Regions from separate parts of the Homo sapiens genome. Here regions 1 and 3 are each linked to region 2. The links are chromatin loops, found by intact Hi-C in ENCODE. Cell type or tissue: mammary epithelial cell. All regions are shown on one strand.

What was found. Hi-C counts contacts between places; a loop is a spot of excess contacts. Peaks named below come from ENCODE experiments on the same cell type or tissue, not always from the same donor. Only the 100,000 strongest peaks of a DNase experiment are listed, where the experiment ranks them.
Region 1: a loop joins it to region 2, with 6 times the contacts of the local background. A loop is called at or near these places in 3 of 110 quality-filtered maps.
Region 3: a loop joins it to region 2, with 6 times the contacts of the local background. A loop is called at or near these places in 4 of 110 quality-filtered maps.

What each region holds. Positions count from the first base shown.
Region 1 is chr5:53,427,785-53,435,784 of GRCh38, forward strand. No RefSeq gene overlaps it. Among named protein-coding and RNA genes, the nearest start is that of FST, 49 kb to the right of the region's middle. In mammary epithelial cell, a CTCF peak has its summit at 3,055 (motif pointing left); a DNase peak (open chromatin) is centred at 3,037; H3K27ac peaks cover 775 bases.
Region 2 is chr5:53,332,131-53,340,130 of GRCh38, forward strand. No RefSeq gene overlaps it. Among named protein-coding and RNA genes, the nearest start is that of FST, 140 kb to the right of the region's middle. RefSeq lists an enhancer at 4,926-5,095 and a cis regulatory region at 5,011. In mammary epithelial cell, a CTCF peak has its summit at 3,121; DNase peaks (open chromatin) are centred at 1,291 and 2,481; H3K27ac peaks cover 7,347 bases.
Region 3 is chr5:53,166,412-53,174,411 of GRCh38, forward strand. No RefSeq gene overlaps it. Among named protein-coding and RNA genes, the nearest start is that of MOCS2-DT, 61 kb to the left of the region's middle. In mammary epithelial cell, a CTCF peak has its summit at 4,526; a DNase peak (open chromatin) is centred at 4,510; H3K27ac peaks cover 723 bases.

The DNA.
Region 1 (8,000 bases), 96 kb after region 2:
AATCTCCACTAAACACATAAAAAGAATTTCACCTATACTATATATCAGGGAAATGCAAACCAAAACAATAAAATATTTTTCATCTATCGGACATCATTTAATTTAAACAATTATTGAAATGTTACATCTTGACAAGTAGAAAGGACACTCATAGTATAAATTGATTCAATTTGACATTGTCTATCCAAACTTGAAATGTGCATACTCTTTGATCTAGTAATTCCATTTTGAAGAATCCATATGGGAAAAAAACTCAATATGTGCACAAAAGTAGAAGATTCAATAAAGCATGGTTTGTTATTGAAAAAAATTGAGAAAGCAAATGTCCATTAATAAAGAAATGGTAAATAAATAATAGTGCATCCATATGATGCAACACTGAGGCAACATCAAAAAGAATGAGGTAGACTTTTTACTCATTTTGGAAAATCTTCTACATCTAATTAAGGAGAAGAGCAAGTTAACAAATAACAAAGACATAATCCCATTTGTTTTCTTTTCTTTTTTTTTTCCAGAGGGGCCATATATGGGTATATGTGTGCAAAGTAGACTTTATTAAAGAGTACTCAGGTTGGACACAGAGGAAGGGGACATTATAGCAACTTAAATGATTTTGAGCTAAATGTTATTCTTCTCTTTATGAGTCTTAGTAGGATGTTTACACTGACTGCCTTACCTTGTGTAGTGGCCCCCAGCCCCATGCCTTCTCAGTGGTTTTTCTCGTTTCTCAGTTTTTTTTTTAAGTTAATGCGTGTATATATGAAGCTATGAAATGCAATTATCTTTTTTTAATTTTTTTCTTTCTACTGTTTTTGTTTGGTAAATTAGAAGATTTTAATTTGCCTTGCTCATCAGATTCACTCAGCTTGTCATAGTGACTGGAAATACTCAATAATGGCTACATAAATGGATGGATAGAGGAACACAAACAGGCTCCCTTTTTTTCTTAGTTGCCAGAATCTCTAAAGGTGTTTATTGAAGATGGTTTTCACACCTTAGCCACGGAGAATGAAGAGGAGGTATCTGCATTTTAATAAGGAATTATGAAAGACAGAAAGAAAGGAATTTTAGCATGGAGTTTTGTTTGCAAGACACCTTCAGTAAAATATTCACTGAATGAATGACAAATTTCTGGTGTTGGAATTGATATAAAGGAGATATTTAGGGAGATTGAGTCTTTCCAGTATCTTAAAAATAATTATTGGAACAATTCAGGAGGACATTTGTTAAAAGATTTAAAAATCACTTATAATCTATCATTCTTACTCCTTTCTTTCCTATTTTCTTTAATAAGTAATGCCTGGTTACATTTTTGTTTTAGATTCAAACCGTACAGATGTTTGAATAGATAAAAATAAAAGATAAACAACTCTTTATACCCCTATTTCCACTCCCCTCCCAGAGGAAACCATCAGCCAATTAGATGTGTGTTTTTTTCTAGTACCCCCTCTGCATCTTACAGCTATCTATGTACATGTGCTCACTTTTTATTTTTGTCCAGATCTCCAAGGGGAAGTCATACCTAAGAAAATTACTAAGAAATTGATCCAAAATTTGAAACTTATTGTTGGAAGGCTGGTATTAGGGAAATGGTGTTATGTAAATAACTCATAATAACCTAAATTCATGCATGTAGGACTCACACAATGTGAGGACTACTTACATATATCATGAACCACTACCCTCTTAGAAAACTGAGTTTTCAGTGCACTGGTCTTTCACATGCTTTTAAAAAAAAACAATATTTCATAATGGATAGGGATATATAAATGTGGAGATAAAAATTGAGATTAATCAAAAAGTCTAGAGACTTGGCAGTAGGGGAAAGAGAGAATAAGAGAGAAATTTGGAAGAAGGCAGAGAGGCATGCGTAGAGCTAGGAGACCAGTTAGGTGTCTAATAGCCAGGCAAAAGAAGGTGGTAGCTAGGGGTAGAGATGTAGGAAAGTAGACAGACCATGGGGGTATATTTGGTAAGTAAAGTAGAGGGAATTTGATGAGGAATTATGCAGGAAAGGGGAATGTCGAGGATGAAGCCTACATTCCTAGGCTCGCATGACCAAATGGATGGTGTTGACTTTTGCTGAGTCATGGAGCACTGGAAGACAAGAAATGCGGTGGAGGGCAAGCAATGGCGCTCATGAGGTCAATCCTCAATAGACTAAACGGTCTTTCAAACAGCTAACTAGAGATTCTGAATAGGAGCTCAGAACAGCCTCATAGGCTGGAAATGTAAGCACAGAAATCACTGACCTCTAGATGTATGTGAGGTGATGTCAAGTGGGACAGACAGCTGCTGAGTAGAAACAGAAATGAGTGGTGGTGTATGGGGCTCAGAAAACAATACTCCAACATGAAAGCCTTAGAAGCAGCTCTCTCTGACTTTTTCCTTCCCTCCTGCCTCTGGCCCCTCATTTTCCTTGGAGGCTAGCCACAGAAACTAGAATCCCCCTTCCCCAAGGCAGGTCATAGAAGCCAGAACCCCTTTTCTCCAAAGCCAGCCATAAAACCTAAAAACCACTCCAGGTTTTCCCCCACTTTCCTGTGTAAAAACTGGCCATAGATAAATTATCTGACTTACCCTATTTGACTGTAGGTCATAAGATCCCCATTCCAGAAAGAGCCCTGCCACATACACAGAAGAAAGAAATGCATGCTCAGAGATGTCAAGAAGAATCTAGATGAACAAGCCTTACTGGGCTTCACCATTCAGTCTGTTAGCATTAGATCATACCTGTTTTGTCCAATCGCATTTCTACACAACTATCTGTACTTTGTTGAACCTAAACACAAAAATGGACAGTTTTCTCCTGTATCTTTGAGTCTTCCTTTTGAAGGCTCCCATGTCACTTAAAACTATGATCAAATGAATTTTTACGCCTTCTCTTCTATTAATCTGCCTTTTCCCGGTGATTTTCAGTGAGCCTCCAGAGGGCAACGGGGAGGTTTTTTTTTTTTTTTTGGCCCCAACAGGGGTCAGTGACAAAAATTACCCAATTATGACAGAACCAGATCTGGTAACCATAAAGTCCACTGAGATAAGGCCCAACTGCCCTCTAGTGGAATTCAAGCCATTTTAACAGCCTGCAACAAGAAATACATTAAGCTGATTTTCACATGACTGTGAGCAGAAACGCCCGTAGGCTTTCTGTGAAGAAAAAAAGTACCTCAAGGCAAGATGCTTACCTCTCTCTACAAGGCTGTCAATAAAATTAAGTTTCTCTATTAGTGGAACTTTTAAAAATACAGTGAATCAATAACTGAGGTTTTGAAATACCTGTCTGCAGTCTCTTTTCCAAAATTCAAACATCTGAAAGTTTCTAAAAACCAAAACTTGTTTGTTTGTTTTCTAAACTCACTTGGTGGCAAAACCTAACTTGATTTGAACTCATTTGGTGGCAAAATCTGACCTGAATTTCTAATTATTGACTATGTCTGCTGGTCCAGGCCCAGATGAGAGTGTTACATAGTAAATGCACCTCATTGCCTCTTTAAAAAAATCTAAAATATCTTTTAACAAATCTCAACTCTAAAAATTCTAAGTCTCATGTGTCCCTGAGGTTTTTATTTAAAGGATCAGGCAGATTACCAATGGCAGAAGATATCATAACATTCGATTTCTTTTTTTATTTTTTTTTCTCTTGAGACGGAGTCTTGCTCTGTCACCCAGGATGGAGTTCAGTGGCACGATCTTGGCTCACTGCAACTTCCGCCTCCCAGGTTCAAGCGATTTTCATGCCTCAGCCCTCTGAGTAGCTGGGATTACAGGCACCCACCACCACTCCCACCTAATTTTTGTATTTTTAGCAGAGACAGGGTTTCACCATGTTGGCCAGACTTGTCTGGAACCCCTCACCTCAGGTGATACACCCACCTCAACCTCCCAAAGTGCTGGGAATACAGGCGTGAGCCACCGTGCCCAGCCTGAATTTTTAATCATAGGGATGTTCAAAGAAGGAAACTTACCCTGAGTCATTTAAACAAAAACATATGCAGGCTCAAGTTATCTAAGATTCAGCAGAAGTGCAACAGGGAATCAGCAAAATACACAAGTACTAAAGTTTAACTTTTCCAGGATTTGCCATTGAATGGGCTGCCACTGTCCTGATAACGTGTGTGTGTGCATCATGCTTATGAATCAGGAGGCAGGCATCGGCTGTACGTTCTTCACTCTTCCTGAGCTGTAAGCCAAGGCCACGGGTATCCATGCTTTGACATATGCAGGAAATACAAGTGCAGTGGACTCAGTAAGAACCTAAGTCCTAATCTAGTTCTCATCTTCATATAAATCTTAAAATCAGAAAAATCTAGATGAAGATTCTATACCATTTTCCCTTAAGAAATACATAATAAATAATAATAAGCATTTTCTACTAAAACCATGCCAAGGGAAAAATACTGCATGCTCTGAAGGGCCCCTCACTACTTACATGGAAAAATCTATGATAATCTCATTCCTTGTGTTTTTCCAATTGTTGCATGGCCCAGGGCCGGAAGCAAGCCAGGGCAGAAATATCATTGAAAATTTTTATTTTATCTATATGTACTAAAAACAGACTAGTTTAAAATGCAATGCACTCTCCAAAAAAGAAGTACCTTAAATTCATTTAGAATTGGAGACTTTTACATGATGTTTATTCATTCATTCAGCATATATTTATTATGTGGCTCCTAGGCACCAAGAATTGCTCTAGATACAATGAATAAGACAAAGTCCTCCTGATTCATGTATGGGGCAAAGAAGCCAGGTAGCATTATCTGCATTTTACAGATGCAGAAACAAGATTGAAAAACAATAAAGGTAGTAGGAGAAAAAGTTGCCTGCAAGCCTTCTGCCATAAGTCTCTCTCTACTGACCCATGGCCAGTGCTGTGCAGCATTCCCAGAGGCCAAGGCAGACATCAGAGATAAGGCCTAGAACATTTGCAAGGTGAGCAAAGGAGAAAGTCACAGAGTGAGCCAGAACAGATACCTCCTAGCCCCAAAGTGAGAGGAACAACACAATGGCTTCTTTTCGTAAAGAGGAAGGTATTGGGGAAGACTGATCCCAACACCAAACACATCAAAATCCAAACCTAGATTATTTTTAAATCTTCTTCTAGAATGGATAAGGTGGTAATATTCATTTATGACTAGTATAATTATTATGCTTTTCTTCCAGGTTTGCCTTAAGCTGAGCGTTCAAAAAATATATATATAAAGTAATCCTAAGAACAACATATCTTGATTTTACAGCCTTTCTTTTTCCTTGCCAAGAACCCTAGAGCATTTTGTGAGAGGGTATTAGATTCCTAATGAGCAGTAGCAAGATAGGAGGTGTTTCCACAGTCTCTTGGAATTTCGTGAAGAAAGTTAAAGGCAATGAAGAGGTCACCAAAGGCCACAGATCCATTGTGTAAAGTCTGTATTCATGCATATTTTATAGACAGGTATGGTAAGAGTTAGAAATGTTACAGTTCTGTGAGCTTTTGGCTCCTAAGGGATTGAGATGGGCCAAAAATGCAGGTAAACAAAATACCAGCTGAAAATTCCTCTACAAGAATGCTTTGGAATATCACACCTGGATTTTGGCTCCAAGCCACCACAAACAGAGTATTTGGGCTTACTGGCATTGAAACAAGAATATCTGTGGGAGTAATCAGGGGGAGTAGATGGCTTAGGGGGCTGATAATGGGATATATTTTGTCTCTTATCTTCTGGCTCAAATTCAGCCCAGGTGGAAAGTGACTAAAAATGGCTGCCTCATTGTGGCCTCTGGTCTTGGTAATTTCTACTCAGGTCTGGGTAAACAAAGATCCACCTCCCTCAGATAAAAGGCTCAAAAGAGAAACTTGGAGAAAATGTCTAACAGATCTGCCAAGAACTCAATGGGTCATAAAAAAAAAAAAGAAAAATAATAATAAAACCGAAAGAAAAAAGAGAAAGAAATGGGGGAACTAAAGCTTCCTCACCTTAACAGGTGGTTAGAAACTGGCACAAGAGCCGTTCTTGCAGTAAACCCATCTGGGGTCTTGAAGGAGGGCTCTTGTAAAGATGCAGTCAGTTAGGCATGAGAAAGTCAGTAACTAGATTATAACATATAGGGCAACATCTCAGCCTCATGTAACACTCAGGCAGAAAGAGAGGAGACACAGCTAGATTTAATTGAATACCTAATACACGAATGTTTGAAATCCTTTCATCAACTTGCTCATCAACATGTCCTTCATTTCCAACTTTCTGAGCTACAACCATCCTTCTGGGCTGGAGTTTCTCAGCCTCAACAGTGCTGCCATTTTGAGCTGGATAATTCTTTGTGGCTGCTGTGCACATGGTTGAGCAGCATATCTGGCCCTCCCACCAGATGCCAGTAGCAGCCCCCAACTTCCCCAAAACTGTGACAACCCAAAATGTCTCCATACATTGCCAAATGTCCCTGGGGGCAAAATTGCCCTTGATAAGAAGCACTGCTCTCCGATGAGGGACCAAGTAGAATAGTGAAGAGCATGAGCTCTGGAGCCAGCAGACCTAGGTGTAGGTCCGAATTTCACTTCCTGTCTGTGTGGCCTTGGGCAAACTATTAACCACCTTGACCCTCAGCATCCTTATATGGGCCACTATTACCCTGTTGTGGTCTTGGGAAGATTAAATGAGATATACCCTGGCACATGATAGGTGTTCAATTTTCAGTTTTCTTCCCTCCTGTTATCCACGACTCTCAATTTAGAGATATCTTTCATAGTATTCTAACCTCTCTCCTTCTCCTACTTACCATCAAATCTTTTTTTTTTCTTTTCCTCTGGTCTGCCTCCATGGTACAAACACTGAAGTGAAATCAAAAGACTTGGAATTATGCCATAGCTTTCTGCTTACTGGCTACATGAACTTGGACACGTTATTTAACCTGATTTTGGGTTCTCTGATATTAAATCAGTCTTATCATCTTGGTATCTACAAAACTGCATGAGGTTATCTCTTCCCTGCTCAAAAGCCTGATCTGGCCCTCTTTTGCTTTGTGAGTCATGCAAAACATGGATTGCAGGCTCCCTTTTCTTTACTCAACAAAATTTATATCTCACTAAGTTGATTTTCAAACATGCCTAGGCATCAAGATGTCTTGTGAAGATTTTCAAAACAAAACACAAAGGCTCAAGGCCCATCTGCAGAGAGTCTGATTTAATAGGTCCAGTGTGAGACTCAAGCAGCTTTATTTATTTATTTATTTATTTATTTTGGAGAAAGAGTCTCACTCTGTCACCCAGGCTGGAGTGTAGTGGCATGATCTCAGCTCACTGCAACCTCCACCTTCTGAGTTCAAGCAATTCTTCTGCCTCAGCCTCCCGAGTAGCTGGGACTACAGGCGCATGCCACCGTGCCCAGCTAATTTTTGTATTTTTAGTAAAGACGGGGTTTCACCATGTTGGCCAGGCTGATCTTGAACTCCTGACCTCAGGTGATCTGCGGGCCTCAGCTTCCCAAAGTGCTAAGATTACAGGCACGAGCCACCATGCCTGGCACAAGCAGCTATCTTTAAAAAAAAAAACAAAAAACAAAAACAAACAAACAAACAAACAAAAAGCTTCTCAGATGATGCTGATACATGGCCAGGATTAAGACCTACAGTCCTAGACTCTCAATGCAGTTAAGTGGACCTGCTTACCATCCCGAGCTCATGACTAACTCCCTCCTACTTCCAAAGGTTTGCCCAAATTACTGCCCCTACCTGGATTACTTCCCCAGCTTCTCTCAGCCAGTCTATGGCTTTTTCCTCTTTCAAAACTAGCTCCCTTTAAGAATCTTCCCACTTTCCTCTGGTACTGGGACTTGCTCACCCAAGCAAATTCTTAGTCCATGCATGATATGTGATGCTTAAAACTCAAAATTTATTTTTGAACAAAAATAACCAGCCTTCCTAGAGAACACTGAAGACAGGGGAGGTATTATTGGCCAGAAGAGCACTTCCACAGTGTTCATATCATTAGGCCTCAGAGAAAAAATTCTGGAAGGACTTCTACAAAGGAT
Region 2 (8,000 bases):
ATAGACAACTACAAAAAAAATGAAAGAAAAAGTTCTGGGAGCAAATAATATCATGGAGTTAGAGTTATACTTTTAGTAGTCCAAAGAAATGGTTCACAGATGTGCTGCACAGCCTCTTCTGACAGAAGCTCCATGCTAATGTTGATGAAAGAATATATTCCTTCTTTTCCAAGATGGCCCAGGGAATGCACAGCACCATGATATTCTGAGAGGGCTTTCAACAACTTTTAGCCATTTTGTTTGGCTCTATGACAGTCAAAAAATTTTTGTCCCCAGAGAATTTCCTTCAATATAATCGTGCAAGAAGTTCAAAGCGAAATAGTTGCGCTTTCTCTGACCTATCTAGTCTTTCCAACGATTTGCTAACAAAATGATGCACAATTCATTTGTTCTGAAAATGTTTCCACTTCTGCCATAGCAAGCAGTCTAAAGAGTCATACAATTTACAACTCTTTCTGTTTACTAAAAAAGGTGAGGAATGATACAGTTCATCTATTGATGAATCTTTTTTTAAAGCCACCAACCAACACGTATGGTACAATTTCATTTTGGCAAAATATAATCTACCTGTGTGCATACATAGAAAAATAGACTGTTAGGCTATAAACCAATGTAGCCTATAATCAGTGCTGATTATCACTTAAAGCTGATTATCACTGGTTGGTAAAATTATAAATAATTTATGTTTCCTTCCTTATGTGTCACTGTCTTTTCTGAAATATTTGCAATAGCATGTATAACTGGGTTCTTTTCCTGCTTATAATAATTTTTTAAAGTCAAACATTTACTTACTAACTATAAGGAAGCAATAAAGCTATTTTCATTTTTCAAACAATAAATAAAAATACGTTTGTCAAAATAAGTCTGCACTAATGGGGCACTTTGTTCCTTTCTCTCAATATAAATTTCAGCTGGAATTCAGAGGTCAATCTTAAATTATAGAGTTATACTAAAAACCCATAAGATTTATTCATTAAAATGTTCCTGCAGAGTTCTGTAGCATCCTGTAGGTGTGGCAAATGAACAAATAAAACTCATATCCAAATTCAGTATCTCTCACCTCCGAACATTTGCTTTACTTATCACCACAGGGAAGTACACCACCGGCACAACCTTAAGCTATAACTCTATCCCAAAAAAGGAGATGAGTCACAAGTCACTTTTAAGAAATACAATAGAATTTTTTTTCTTGTAATGAACGCTGAAAGGGAAATGTTTTACTTGTCCTGACAACTCTAGCAAGTCATAGCCCAAAAATATGAGTAGGATGTTGAGCCAAAAGCTTTTTAAAGGCTAGACAAATACCAGCAGCATTAATAAAGGACCAGAAAGACTTCTATTGCAGCACTCTTGGGTTTACAATGTGATTATTGTTTTATGAGCAGAGAAAGTATCTTGAATACCATGACAATTTTATGTTTCCTAGGTGCTGGAAAAACTAGAAAGTGAGAGGGGATGGTATCTGATGAGGTAAAAGCACAGTGGCTGAATGCCTTGTCAATGAGGCTTTTACAAAAATTTTTAATCTCTTGAGTCAGGATTTTGTTTCTGTGGCAATGAAGATGTAGGCATTGGGAAGCTGGGGGTGAATTTCTGTGGTGCTGTCTTGCTGGGGATGGCCTGGTGACAATCTGCTCTGCTCACGATGAGAAGACTTTAGTCCAAGTTTAGTCTTTTAAAACGCCAACAGTAATGTACCCACATCTCTCCCTGCCTTGTGAAACATGTTTCCTCCATTCTGAGTTTATTTAATGCCAATTCATGCTGTGCTTAACTATATGAAACCAGCCAGCCTGAGGTCCAAAACGAGTGATATTCTGTTCCTTTAACAAGATTATAACTAGTGGTTAAATAACATTCTCCAGCAGCTCCCTCCCCAACCCTATCCCAAGCTGGAGTAGGAGTAGTAAGGTAAAGAGAGACCTGAGTAGTCCAGCCTCTCTCTTGTATTTGAGGCTGGGGCTTTGAGTTTTCTTCAATGTCCTTGTAAGTTTGAACTCTTCATCTGACTCTACTATCCTAGGCAATATGGACAGAGATAGAGCCTTCCTCTCACCATAATCTTGGGTACTCTGTCCAAAGACCAAACCATCTGATACTTTCTTTCAAACCAAAAATATAGAGTCCTTGATTGGGTGGAGATGGGTGGAGAGAAAAACCTGATTTCTTGCCGATTTCTCCCTTCAACCAGGATTATACCAATGAGAAAGAACAATTAGCAGGCTACTCCCAGAACAGTGCCCTGGCAATGCATGGTACACATGCTTTGTGTGTTTAAAAGGAGCTGCTGATAATGGTGAAGAAATCCAGAAAGCATCTGGGAAAATCCCTGACAAGGCACACCTTTCTTTCAGCCTATATGCCAGGTGTCACACATAGGACCAAGCATCGTCTTTCATGGCCCAGTACAAACTTGTACCATGGGACCTAAGCCAAGCATGATTCCTTTGAGCTTGCCCAGTTTAAACTTGCAAGGTGCGCCGCCACCACCCCCCAACCTCAACCCAACTCTACCCCCAACTAACATACCCACACACATGCACAAGTTCACATGCTATCTCAGCCCATCCCATTTGTAACTCATCAATCATAAGGGAAGCATTTTTAAGTTTTTCACTCTAAAACTGCATTATGTCCTGCAGGCTGTTTTGTAACTTTTGGATTACGGCACCTAACTGTAGTATCATGAAGTTGATAGGTTTGACTCATTTCCTCTTGTAATAAAGCCACAAGGTTAACATTTTTTAGAAAGAAGTATGCTAGCTTCCACATTTCTTCAGATGTGAAGACTGTACATGGAACAGGCTTTGAGACTGATCCCCTGGAACAAAAAAAAGAGGGTGAATTTTTTAAAGGAAAAGAGTAGTAGTTGTGTTGTACTAAATAAAATTGATTTTGCCTGACTCTAATGTAATAACAGCAGTTAAACCACTGAAGTTTTTGTGTGGTGTATGTAATGGCAGCATTTTTCTTTTCTGCTCTACTTTGTCTGAATTTTTAAAAAACTGTAAGATTGAAAGGAAATCTTTTGGTTCTTGTGGAGTCTGTTGATGCCTACCTGTTTCTGGCTGTTGTGTGGACCTTGTTCAGTGGATGCTGTACTGCCTTGACCCCTGCAGGACAGAGGCCCTCATTCCCCAGTTCCTGCAAGTATTAGTTGTCACTGCTGCCAACTAAGTCTTTCTCCAGGAATTGTCCTCAGCTGAAGGAGAATACCTTACCAAAGGTTATGATCTGCTCTCTGGGAACAGCCTGCGAGCCATGACTAATCAAAGTGAGGGTAGGCTTGTTCCCTTGACTCAACTGGCACAATTCTGAAGACCATCCCAGCTCTAGAGCTCCACATACGATCATTCAAAAGTCCTGTCCCACATTACAGTGCAACTTCTCCTTCTGACCTCATGCTTCCCTTGGCTTTCATAGACAACTGCAAGATCGTACCCAGGTGCACCTATGAGCACATTTCCTTCTTAGAGCTTTCCCCCTGGGTAACCAAATCTAAGATAGTTTCCATTTGTTTTCCTGGGACCTAGAGGCTAAAATGAGATTACAAAGCTGGATCTCTCACCAATTGGCCAGTAACGAAGACCAGTGGTAAGTAGTATACTGATTGCCATTTATGCAAAACTTCACAGTAGTGAAAGATGCCCAAGAAAAACCCCTTGTACCTTCTACTATATAAAGACACAGGGAGAAGGCACCATCTATGGACCAGAAAGTGGGCCCTCCCCAAACACTGAATCTGATAGCATCTTGACCTTAGACTTCCCAGACTCCAGAACTGTGAGAAATAAAGTTCTGTTATTTACAAAACACACAGTCTATGGTATTTTGCCACAGCAGCCCAAATGGACTAGAACACACTGAAATTACACAACTCGTATTTCCTTTTTTTCTTTCAATTTCCATTTTTATTTTAGATTTGGGGGTACTTGTGCAGGCGGTTACAAGGGCTTATTGCATGGTATTGAGGTTTGGGCTTCTATTCATCCTGTGTAGTGACTCAGATAGTGAACATAGTACCAATAGGAAATTTTTCAGCCCCTGCACCCTCCCTCCTTTTGGAATCCCCTGTCTATTGTTCCCATCTTTATGTCCATGGAAATTCAAGACTTAGCTCCCACTGGTAAGAGAGAATATTCAATATTTGGTGTTCTGAGTTAGTTTACTTAGGATAAGGGCTTCCAGCTGCATCTATATTGCTGCAAAGGACATGTTTTTGTTCTTTTTTATGGCTGCATCATATTTCCTAGCTTATGCATGCACATGCATTTCGTTCTTAGCAGAACAATGGAAACACTGTACACAGCTAACTCAACTGTTTTCATTTGACTTCTTAATGCACACACTTCTACAACACCATCTTTCTTTGGCTTAGTGATGAGTAAGGAAGGACTAGAAAGAAAATCTGTGTCCTATCTTTCTCTTTTCTTCTGTTATCATTTGCAGTAAGTGGTTGGCTAATACAAGGAAATAACACAAGTACAAAATTATATATAGTAGCATTCATTGGTCTTTCAGGTTTTTGTCATTGCCTCTTTCTGCATTTGAAGCAATTTGGGTTCAAATGGCAATTATGGCCTATCAGTTGCAAACTTAAATGCTTATATTTTACTTGCTTTGCAACTCCTTGAACTCCTATGTATGCTGGGAGAATTCTCATTTATGAACATCACAAACTCTTTATGCTTATGGAATGGCAAAGAATGATGGGCATGCATATTCAAGTATCTCTTCACACCATTCATGCATATCTCCATTGTCCCATCAGACTTTACTTACAAGACACAGTTCAAAGATAAAAGTATTAAAAATTTCAAGATGGTAACTGCACAACATTAAACTAAGCATGGGCTCTCTGCAGCTCCAGGTAAATCCTGGAAACCAGCCTTGAGTGGTGAACTGGATTGGGATATTGAGAGAAGGAAATGCAATGGCAGCTAAAATGTCTCAAATATTTGAGATGTTCATGAAAAAGAATAATTATAAAGACTATGAAATTGGATGGCTGTTCCTGAGGGCCATCAATGCATCAATATGTCAATGCATCTGTGCATTGGAGAAAGACAATGAAAGGCTGAAGGTGATTAGTTACCAATGTAAAAATGTAAAAGACAGAATTTTTTTGTCATTTAATAAAGAGATTCTCATCTCCTGTAGCCATAGGGTAGAAAAAGCTAGGATTAAGCCAAGTACCTAATGACTGAGAAAGCTTTCCAGAGAAAGCTGAATTCCCAGCCTCAGAGGTCTACTGGGCCAAGGTCAAGGTTCTGATCAGGAAAGAGTGGAACTCTGAAAATTGGGAAGGGGATATATGAGTTAATTCAGCCCAAAATCTTGAAATCCCAGGTTTCCCTCAGCCAGGGCCAGCCAACTTACTTTGTAAAAGGCCAGATGGTAAATATTTTAGGCTTTGGGAGCCCTAGGATTGCTATCACAACTGCTCACCTCTGCTGTTGGAGTGTCAAAGCTGCAGTAGACAATAATTACTTGAATTATTATTACAAAGGATGTGGCTACCTTACAATAAAACTTTATTCACAAAAATAATCCATATTTGGCCTGCAAGCCATTGTTCTTTCAGACGAACCAAATGAAAAGCATACGACAGAAGTGGAACACTAGAGATCAGGCACAATCAGGGCCAGAAAGTACAAACAAGCTGCTTGAGCAAACAGCCAGACTCCATGTGTCCACAGCTGCTGCCCCCATGCCTCTTCCTCAGCTCACACCTTGGCCCCATTGCAGGTGGGAACCTCTTTTACCAGATTTTGGAGGAGCAAAAAACAAAAAAAAAAAACAAAAAAAAAAACCAGAACTTTATTTACCGATGAGTCATCTTGATATGTGGTACAAGCCAAAACTGGCTTATTACTATGTTATAACCCAACTCAAGGTGAGGGGTTATCCTTCCAAAGGACAGAATTTCAGGCAGTGATGATCATCCACTTGTGTAGGAAAAAAACTGACCCAAGGTAAGTGTATGTGCAGAATCTTGGGGTGAGATGTTCAGGTGAGAGAAGGGGGTTCAGAATGGTCAAGGGTTTAGGAGGAAAAAGAATGAAAGACTGGATTCAAGGAAGTCTGGGGAAGAGGCAAGTAGATGGACCCCAGATTCTCAGAGCCCATTCATTTCCTAGGGATCATGAGCTACCCATACCTTACTTTGTCCTTATTTATTCAATTGGCTTTTTTGTTCTCACAAGATTGCCAGACATGGGGGTAAGTGATGAGATTACAGAAGCAAATTAAACTAGGTCTCTATCCTCAAGGAGTTGACTCTCTAAGGAAAACAGGCATGTAAACAACTAACTGGAGTACAGTGTGATCCATGATACTATTTAAAGTAAAGGACAACGTGCTGCAAGAATACAGACTAAACAGTGAGGATAAAGAAAAACTTCATGGAAGATGGAACACTTTAACTTATATAACACATCAAGTATAACATTTTTAAGGGGAAAAAAAAGGTATGTTCCTTCCTTCTTTTTGGCATTAATCATATCTGTTTTTGGCTTTCCATCCAATCACTATTCTCTACTTTTTCATTACTAACAAAAATCAAAATTTAGAGTGACTATAACACTACTTTAAAATACCTACCCCAGCTTCCTTGCAGGTAGGTGTGTATGGTCATGTGACCAAGTTATGGCCAAAGAAGTATAAAAGCAACCCTCTCAGGTAAGATTCTAGAAAGCTTTTAAATTATTATTATCATTACTAAAAAGAGACAGAGTAATCTAATATGTGCCTTTTGTTTATTGCTTTTTGTCCTTCGCCTGAAATTTGGACATGATGCCTAGAAGTAGAGCTTAAACCCATGAGAATGAAAGCCATATATTAAAGATGACAGAACAAGATAAAAGAAGGGTCCTGGTTCTTTGATGATGTTATTGAATAGTGACACTGGATCCTTACCTCCATACTCCCGGCTAAGGCTGAAAATTCAACCTGTTTGGTTAGCCACTGTAGTTCAAGTGTAGATGACATGCAGCCAAACAAAATCTTGACCAATAAGCTATGCAAAGAGTAAACCAAGAGATCTTCCAAGCTGATTCTTTTTAGTTTGTTTATCTTCCAAGAACAACACCATAAATGTCACTGGCCATTCTTAAAGTGACATCAGGTGTGTATATTTTTATGCCACTTCTTTCTATGCATGAGGAATCCTGAGATTTCAAGTTCAGAAAACATTTCACAACAGACGACTGAATACTCTGAATTACAAGCAAGGAGATGAGAAACACGATCTCTCTCTTTCAGGTTCACAGATACTTTACAGGTAATTCATGACTTTTCATAAACATCCTTAAACTAGATAGACAATTTTGTTCCTTGTGGTAAAAAACTTGTAGCGTGAGCCAGAACCCTCACTCTCTAACACTCTCTCCCCTCTCAACAAACCTCTGACCCAGAAAAGAGTATTGTTTTCATCTCTGAGTCTAGATGATTATATTGGAACTAAATTTGTGGTATCAGAAATCAGCTCTTTAATATCACCCACACAAAGAAATATTCTATTGTAGGATCTACTTTCATCTCTTTTCTTACTATGATTAACCCAAAAAATAACCACAAAAATGAGGAAAGGCAAGAAACAGTTGCTATTGAAAGTAGCACTATGGAGAAAAAAGGAACATTAGGAGCCCAGGAAGAGGTATCCAATTTGATAGCTGAAAGCCCCACTAAAGTTTCTAATTTCTTTGTGAGAGCTTCTTCCTTGTCCAAAGCTGTGTAAAATTGAGATTATATCATGCCTTAGAGATCCACACTTGGAGTTTTAAGGATCAAAACCTTAATCAACATTAAAGTACATTAAATTTCAAAAGACTCAAGAGCAAGTGTACATACACACGTGGACACACTTAATAGTGTCACTAGTCTTTACATAGTAAGACAAAGGTTAAAGGCAGAGTACATTGGTTTTATTTCTTTGTAAAGTATTGAGAGAAGTTGTATAAAATGGCTATGAGAAGACACAGATTTCTTAATGTGCTTTG
Region 3 (8,000 bases), 170 kb before region 2:
GCCACTTCCAAGTGTGGAGATTCAAATTTTACATATTTACAAATATTCTTCAAGGCAGAGTTTGAAACTGAGAAGGTTGTAACAAGATGACCGGGGGGCATATCAGGTCAATGACCATGTGAGACCACTCTAATAACACCAGAAAATGAGCTGGTGGCACTTCCAGAAAAGCCAGGAGAATTGCATTAGCCAGAGCTATTAGATAGCCTCAGGTGATTGGAAGCTAGTCACAATAGAAAGCTTTCTGGACTCCAGGAAGATGGAGTAGGTGGTGGGTGACAGACATTTTAATGGTCTGCCTGTGACAGTCAACCTATGTGCAATTAAGAGTCAAAACATTAAAGTGGATAATTTAATCCCTCAAATAGAAGGTAAAAATAAAATGCTAATGCCACAACTATTTAACTATGACCAATTGGCAGAATCCAGTCCAATAAATATTTTTTTATGATTCAAATACTGTATCTTCCAAAGAATGCTACTCATGAACAGAAGTAATGTAGAGACCTCAAGCAAAATGTAGGATGAATGAGCTTGCCAGAGAAATGGAGGAAGTTTTTGTTTAAAAAAATCCCCTCTCTAGTCATTTTCAAAGTTATCTGGGAGCCATTGTTTATTTTTTTGTATTTTTCTATAAACATTAACTTTGAAATCAGTCAGATCTAGGTTCAAATCCTAGTTCTACTCCGTTCTACCCAGGTATTACTGAAAGTTTCTTATGCTTGATTTCTTCAGCTGTCAAAAGTGGATAATAGTACTACCTCTCAGGGAACATGCAAAGACTTACACGTAATGCATAAATAACACTGCATAATGCCTATTCATAGAAAGCACTTATAAGGGAAGCAGTGAAATTCTATCAAAACCAGTAAAGTACAGTGGATAAGAGATACCTAGTTCAACTCTCAGCTCTTCCCAGATCTCTAAATTGGGGTGAATTATTTAAACCCAATGCTGTACCTCTGTTTTCAAGTTTTTTCAATGCAAAGAATACCAGTGCCTACCTTTTTTATACGATGATTGTGAGACTTAAACGAGAAAATACGTGTAAAGTACTTGAACCAGTACCTGGCATATAACTACTCAACTGTACTTTTATATGTTAAACTCAAGAGGCTTTAAATTTCAAATAAATAAAATATAATGGGATAGTCATTTTGATTGCATTTCACTTGTCTTAGCTGGGAATCCTGAATGTCATGGCTACTGTTTCAATGTTCGGGTGGCTAGGATGCAGTGGCCTATAGTGATTGATTAGTAGCATGATTGCTGGAGTCAGGCATATATGAGTAAAAATCCTGGCTCTGACTCTCACTAGCTGTGCCACTGCGGACATGTGATTTAACCTCTGGAAACCTCAGTTTCCTTTCCTATAAAAAGATTACCTACTTCACTGGGTAATTGTAAAGAATAAAGAGGCCAACACCTATATGAGAGTGAAAGAACATTGCTGGGGATTGACATGCCCCTGCTGCCTACCACAACAGCCCCACAGGTCCAGAGACAGCTGGAGAAAGTTGGGGAAGTCTCTGTCTTGTGGGTCAGCTTCTCCTGGCTAGTTCCTAAAACTGGGAACAGTTCCAGGAACAAGCTGCAGCTGAGGACACAGAGAACAGAACTGAGAACAGAAACCAGGGACAGTTGGGAGACATAGCTGTGGGCAAATCTAGACCCTTGTGGATGAAAGTTGGCTGGACCTGGTGTCATTGGGCAATGACCACAGGAAGGAACAGATAAACAAGAAACATTGCATGGTCTTAAAGACACAGGAAAAGCCTCAAAATCGAAATAAAGAGCAAGATGATTTCTGTGAGTAGGCCTGTGGGAAGTGGAGAAGGAGGGTGGCTCTGGAGAAATCTCAGATACTGAAAATATCTGTTTTTGTTATATTACTAAGAGCCACATCAAATATGACATGGTTTTTGAACCACTTCTATACCTTCATTAATTAGTTGTGTTTTTGTTCATTCATAAAGCACTGGTTTATCATAAATGAATTAATTCTAAGCATCATTCCTTTTAATCCTCTAAAATAATCAAGTTTTATTGTATACAGTCTTAATTACAAAGTCCAGATGAGGTCACAGAATAGAAACTTTTCACATTAAATATTTCTCCCCCACAGAACACATTGTTTTCTCAGTCTACTGGAGTGGAGAGGAACAGATATAAATTATGTCAAAAGAAAACAAAATGTCTCCCTTAAAAGGGATTAGAAAACTAGAAGGAAGACTTAGAGTTCTGCAAACAGTGGATGTGTGGTTGATGTTATTCATGAAGGATGATAAAGTTAGGGATAATGGAATAAAATGAGGCAAATTGAAGTTAACCTTAGCCCTGAAAATAAAGATCTAAAATATGAACAGTTTATGAAGATATTTATTAGTCCACTCATCTTCTGATCTATAGATCAAAACCAGTGACTTCCTATTCATAAATTACTGCTTGGGAGTTAGTTGGGCAATTTTGGAAGGTTTTCAACTCCCAGGTCATTTGAGAGCTATTAATGTAAGAGCTACTTTGCTAACTGGTACCCTAAGGAGCTTGTAAGAATTAAGAGAGACAGAAGTGACTTCTGCACTTGGAGAATTTGGCCAAGAATAAGACAAATAGGAAATGGGATAGATCCTTTTGTGATTCAGGCAAGTCAAAAGGAGAGTTGAGATTTACATGCCCTTCTTCAGCGATTCTCAATCCCAGTAAATTGCAAGAGAGACAGAAGAGCCCTTATCTTGATTAGTGTCTCCATTCCCCTGTAGCCCTCTAGCAACTTCCTTTGAGACAAACTTATCATTGAGGATTCAGCGAGCAATTGCATTCCCATGTGTTTAATTTGTCATTAGAATATCACTATGTATCTTTCATAGTGCAACATTTATAATATTTTAGTAGAGTATTATAATTAAAATAATCTGACTTGATTGCACAAACTTTATTCTGGCTAAAAGATGCTGTCCCTGACACAATTTTTGTTAAAAATTTAATACTTATTTTTCAATGGAAAAGACTGGTTTCTTGTTACAGCCACAGTGTATTAGTTCACTTGATGATCAGCTGATATAATGCCCCATCACTCCTCCATCCAGTAAGATGGAATTCATATTTTGAACTAACTTCTGTCCTACACCTCAAGTCAGAGCATGCTGATCAAGCCATAGCAGTGCTTCTCCCACACTGGGCAGAAATTCTCTTTTTATTTATGTTTATATACAAAGTACATGCAAGGCATCAACACAGAGAATAGGGTAAGTATGCAATAGGTGTTTGTTGAGTGACTAAATGATGCTTATCATTTCTGACACTCAATACATGGAAATACTCTGCAAAGCCTACACAAAGCATGGCTTTAAATCACTTGTTTAGAAAATATATACAAAAATTTTACCATGTTGTTTTTCATTAAACCAGTTTAATCTCTCTTGTCACATTTCATAATGTAACTTGAATTGTTATATGATGTATTACTAGATAATTATTCCCTTTAAAGCCCTGAGTGTTAGGATTATCAAATGATCGATTCAGTAAGGCGATTGCTGCCTTAGACAAATTTTCAGCATTTCAGGAGGATATTACTAAAATTAGGCCTTCTTAACAGCTAAAGTTCCACTGATTCCTATGTGCTAGGGTGCCCTACAATTGTCCTAAACCCTCTGTAAATTTTGCCTATGTGAAAAGCAGAAGTGGTCTTTGGAACATAAAGAGCCTTTGTAACACGTTTTCATTACACTGGAAATTAACTGTTCCTGAATGCTAGATTTCTTAAACAAAGAAAGTCTTTGATATTGGGGCACCTTCTTATTTCAAAACTTGCCATGGGACAATATGCTGGCTATCTCAGGGTCTGGGTCAAGAAAAATGTGAAAAAGTCTGGGCCATTTCAACGTCTTTTTTGGCTATAGACAACCTCACTTGCATCTAACATACCAGTGATTTTAAGAACTTTGGAGGTGAATTACATTATTCTGTATAAAATATTTTTGTCAGAGGTTTGAACAATGACACTGACAGTGCAATAATTAGGGAGGAAGGAATCTCGAGGAACCCTCTAGTCTATCCCTCCTTTGGAGCAGTCCAGAACCTTACAAATTACTCTCCATAAATAAGGATTCGGGCTGAAATTTAGAGACCTGCAGACCAGAAAAACTGTGGTCTACTCCAGTGGTTTCTCCCAAACTCAATTCCTCACACTGCAATTTCTATGTTATGTGGAAAAGTTATCGTTAGCACGTTGATAGTCTATTAGATGGTAGCATTATTTGAAATATGAGCTATTCACAGGCAATTTTACTTTTTCACTATAATCACCTCAGATCAGATTTTGAATGAGCCTTTCTTTTTTGCTGGGATTAGAGAAGAAAATGCTTTTAGCTGAAGCTTCCCTTCTCCTCCCCCTCACCTAGGGCAATCCAGCTCAATCTGGACAAAACTCAGCTATGCTGAATGATTTGCCACAGGTGTATTCCCCCAAAAGAATGTGCAGTCTCCAAACCTCCAAATGACTGGTGTCATTTGGACACATCTCCATTGGGTGGCAGTACATGTTCAGAACAACCTAACATGGTTACTTTAGCACATTATTCCTGAAATAAAATCTGCTCTTTATTTTCTTAAATTCTAATAACAATCTTCCTTATCAAGTGACAAATCTTCCAATTCAGTGACCATGTAGTTGATAAAAGATGAATATAAATTAAACTGTTTTCCAATGTTTATTTTAATTAATGGTTGTAGAATCTATATATTTTTTGTTCACTATTATATCACTGATATCTAGTTCAGTCCTTGCCAAATAGTAAGCATTAATGATAGCATTTAAAACATAACTTTATGCCAATATAAAATCTAAAGACAAATTCTGAATTCAGAAAAATAATTTTTCTTCTCTATTCAACCTACTGACTAGGGTTTCAGCGTAAGCTATCCCATACTTGGTAATCTAAACCGTATTAAACTCAGTCATTATTTTTATCTGGCATAGTTTAGAGACATGTGCAATATCTTGTTTTTAATACAATATAGGTGGCAGTCGTTCAAGTTACCATGTACCATTAAATCATGTATATGGTCATGCAATCAATTTTCTATTTCTTACAGCATTTGTATTCCACAATAAAGAAGAAGAAAACTAGAACTAGTGAAGTGAAAGCAGCCAGTCATGATGATCTTAGGGGTTTTGATTCCTGTTAATCTCTGTTTTGATGTTTATTTTTATTGAAGATGCTTTTTAAACTAGTTTATTGAGCTAGGGCGCATTTTGGAAAGGGTTTTTGGCTATGGACAAATACCATCTGTATTAAAGTAAACTTGGAATTATTTGTAAGAAAAAAGATTATTAGTACAAACCAAAAGCAGAAAAAGATCCCAAAATGAGTCCTTGGAGAAAGCCAAGAAGAATATACAGGTTTGTTGAAAACATTTACAGCAAGTGGATATTTCAACTAAATAATCGTCATTTAAAATCTATTATTCCACAGTGGTAGTTGTAAGGTAAACTGCCTCACTATTACTTAAATGATTCTTAAGGATTTTAATAGAAAATTACAGTTCATTAAAAAGAAGCTGAGTGGAAATAAACATACATATTATTTTAACATACATACTCATATTTTAAAAGTTTATGTTCATGTGTAAGTAGACATTTTTACACATCATATGAAGGAAAATATAAGATTATTTCTTTGCTATAATTGTAAAAGCTATAATCAAATAGATTTTCAGAGATTTTTTTAAAAGTTTCTTTCAATTTTGCCAGTTAAAGGCAAATTAAACCACAAGTACAAGTTAAATCATGGAGCACTAGATGAGCAACATACCTAGTTTCTTTCTTTTCTTTTATTTCTTTTCTTTTCCTTTCTTTCCTTTCTTTCTTTCTCTGTTTCTCTCCTTTCTCTTCTTCCTTTCCTTTCCTTTCCTTTCCTTTCCTTTCCTTTCCTTTCCTTTCCTTTCCTTTCCTTTCCTTTCCCCTTTCCTTTCCTTTCCTTTCCTTTCCTTTCCTTTCCTTTCCTTTCCTTTCCTTTCCTTTCCTTTCCTTTCCTGTTTCACTCTTGTTGCCCATGGTGCAGTGCAATGGCGTGATCTTGGCTCTTTGCAACCTCCACCTCCCGGGTTCAAGTGATTCTCCTGCCTCAGCCTCCTGAGTAGCTGGGATTATAGGCATGCACCACCATGCCTGGCTACTTTTGTATTTTTAGTAGAAACAGGGTTTCACCATGTTGGTCAGTCTGGTCTCAAACTCCTGAACTCAGGTGATCGGCCCTCCTCAGCCTCCCAAAGAGTTGGGATTACAGGCATGAACCACCGTGACCGGCCCTATTTTACATTTATAGAAGTACAATCAGCATTGAATGCAATGTAAAGAAAGTTAAATTTTAGTTTTCCTTGGCCATTACTTGAGGAAACCAACCAACGATACTGTTTACCAAAGGAGTGTGACATACACAATCCATCAGACAAGAATATAACCCATCCGTTGGTAATAGAACATATAGTATTTTTTTATTTCTTTTTCTCAAACTATGCACAATAAAGAGATTTAATATAATTTTTACAAATATAATTCTTGGTCAGATGATTGCTACAAAGGATGTTTACACAAAAGTACTAAACAGATTAGGCTAAGACTTCAGTCCCTAAAGGCCTGTTATAAAAGGGACGGTTTCTTGCACCTGAACTGGGAAAGTGCTTGTCTACGGCTCTCTGATGCATGTGATAATTACACTGTCTGAGGTGGGAAAGAGTGAATCAAGCACAAATCATGCCTATTGTTCTATGTAGTAGTTCTCTGTTCACCTCCCTGCTTGGAGGTAATGAAAACGGGGTGTGGTTGAATACACGTGGAAGGATTTCAATGTTTCACATTCCCCACTCCTGCCTTGGAGCATGTCTCAAACCATAATCTGCCGGTCTTGTTGCTTGGGTAAACAGCGGAAAGCTGCCGCAGAAAGCAACTGGCAACCCCTAAGAGGACTTTGCCGACACGTGATGTCAAATACTTTTCAGTTGACTTAGAAAGAAAGACTTAGAGTAAGAATCTCCTTGTACATCAGCCAATGTGACCTTTAGAACATTCTGAGAAATGTTTTCTTCATAGTATAATTGGATAATGTTTTCAAATCACCATCAATGGAGCAGGCATATATCCACTAAATACTTGATGAGACTTCTCAAGAATTCATCCTTCGCATAGGCAGCTTTTAAGCAAACCGGTTTCAGTGAGAAGTGTTAGTTTTGGATTGGAAGTAAAGCTACAATTCCAACCTGCTAGTAATTAGTCTCTTTGTATTCTTTCTGATCTTGTCTGAATGCCACTTTCAAATGCTAGTGGAGCGGTTTTTGAGTAGAAATCTGAAGAGGATAGGTCTGACATTAAAGTCTCACCTCTGATCAGGCTAGAAATACTGGACTGACTTACTGTTTTTGTTTTTTTTTTTTCCTGATAACCCAAAAATCCAGTACTTAAAGTTGCCTCTGGTCCATGGGTTCCCTCTGCCTGTGTTTCTCTTTTTCTGGTTCTTCACATGTCAGGTTCCACCTTAAACTTCAGATGCCACCTCGACAGAGGGGCCTTCCCAACCTTCTTGTTAGACACTGAATTTTGTCTCCCCCAACCCACCCCCAGCTCTTATGTTGAGGTCCTAACCCCCAATGGGACTGCATTTGGAGGTAGGGTCTTCAGGGAGATAATTAAAGTTAAATGAGGTCATGGGGTGGAGGGAGGTGGCCAATCCAATAGGAGTGGTGTTTCTTATAAGAAAATGAAGAGGCTGGGTGTGGTGGCTCATGCCTGTAATCCTAGCACCGTGGGAGGCCAAGGTGTGAGGATTGCTTGAGCCCAGGAGTTTGAGACCAGCCTGGGCTGAACATGATAAGACCTCATCTCTACCAAAAAAAATTAAGAAATAGGCATGCATGGTGAAGCATGCCTGTAGTTCCAGCTACTCAGGAGGATGAGGTACGAGGATTCCTTGAGTCTATGAAGGTGAGATTGCAGTGAAGAGTGT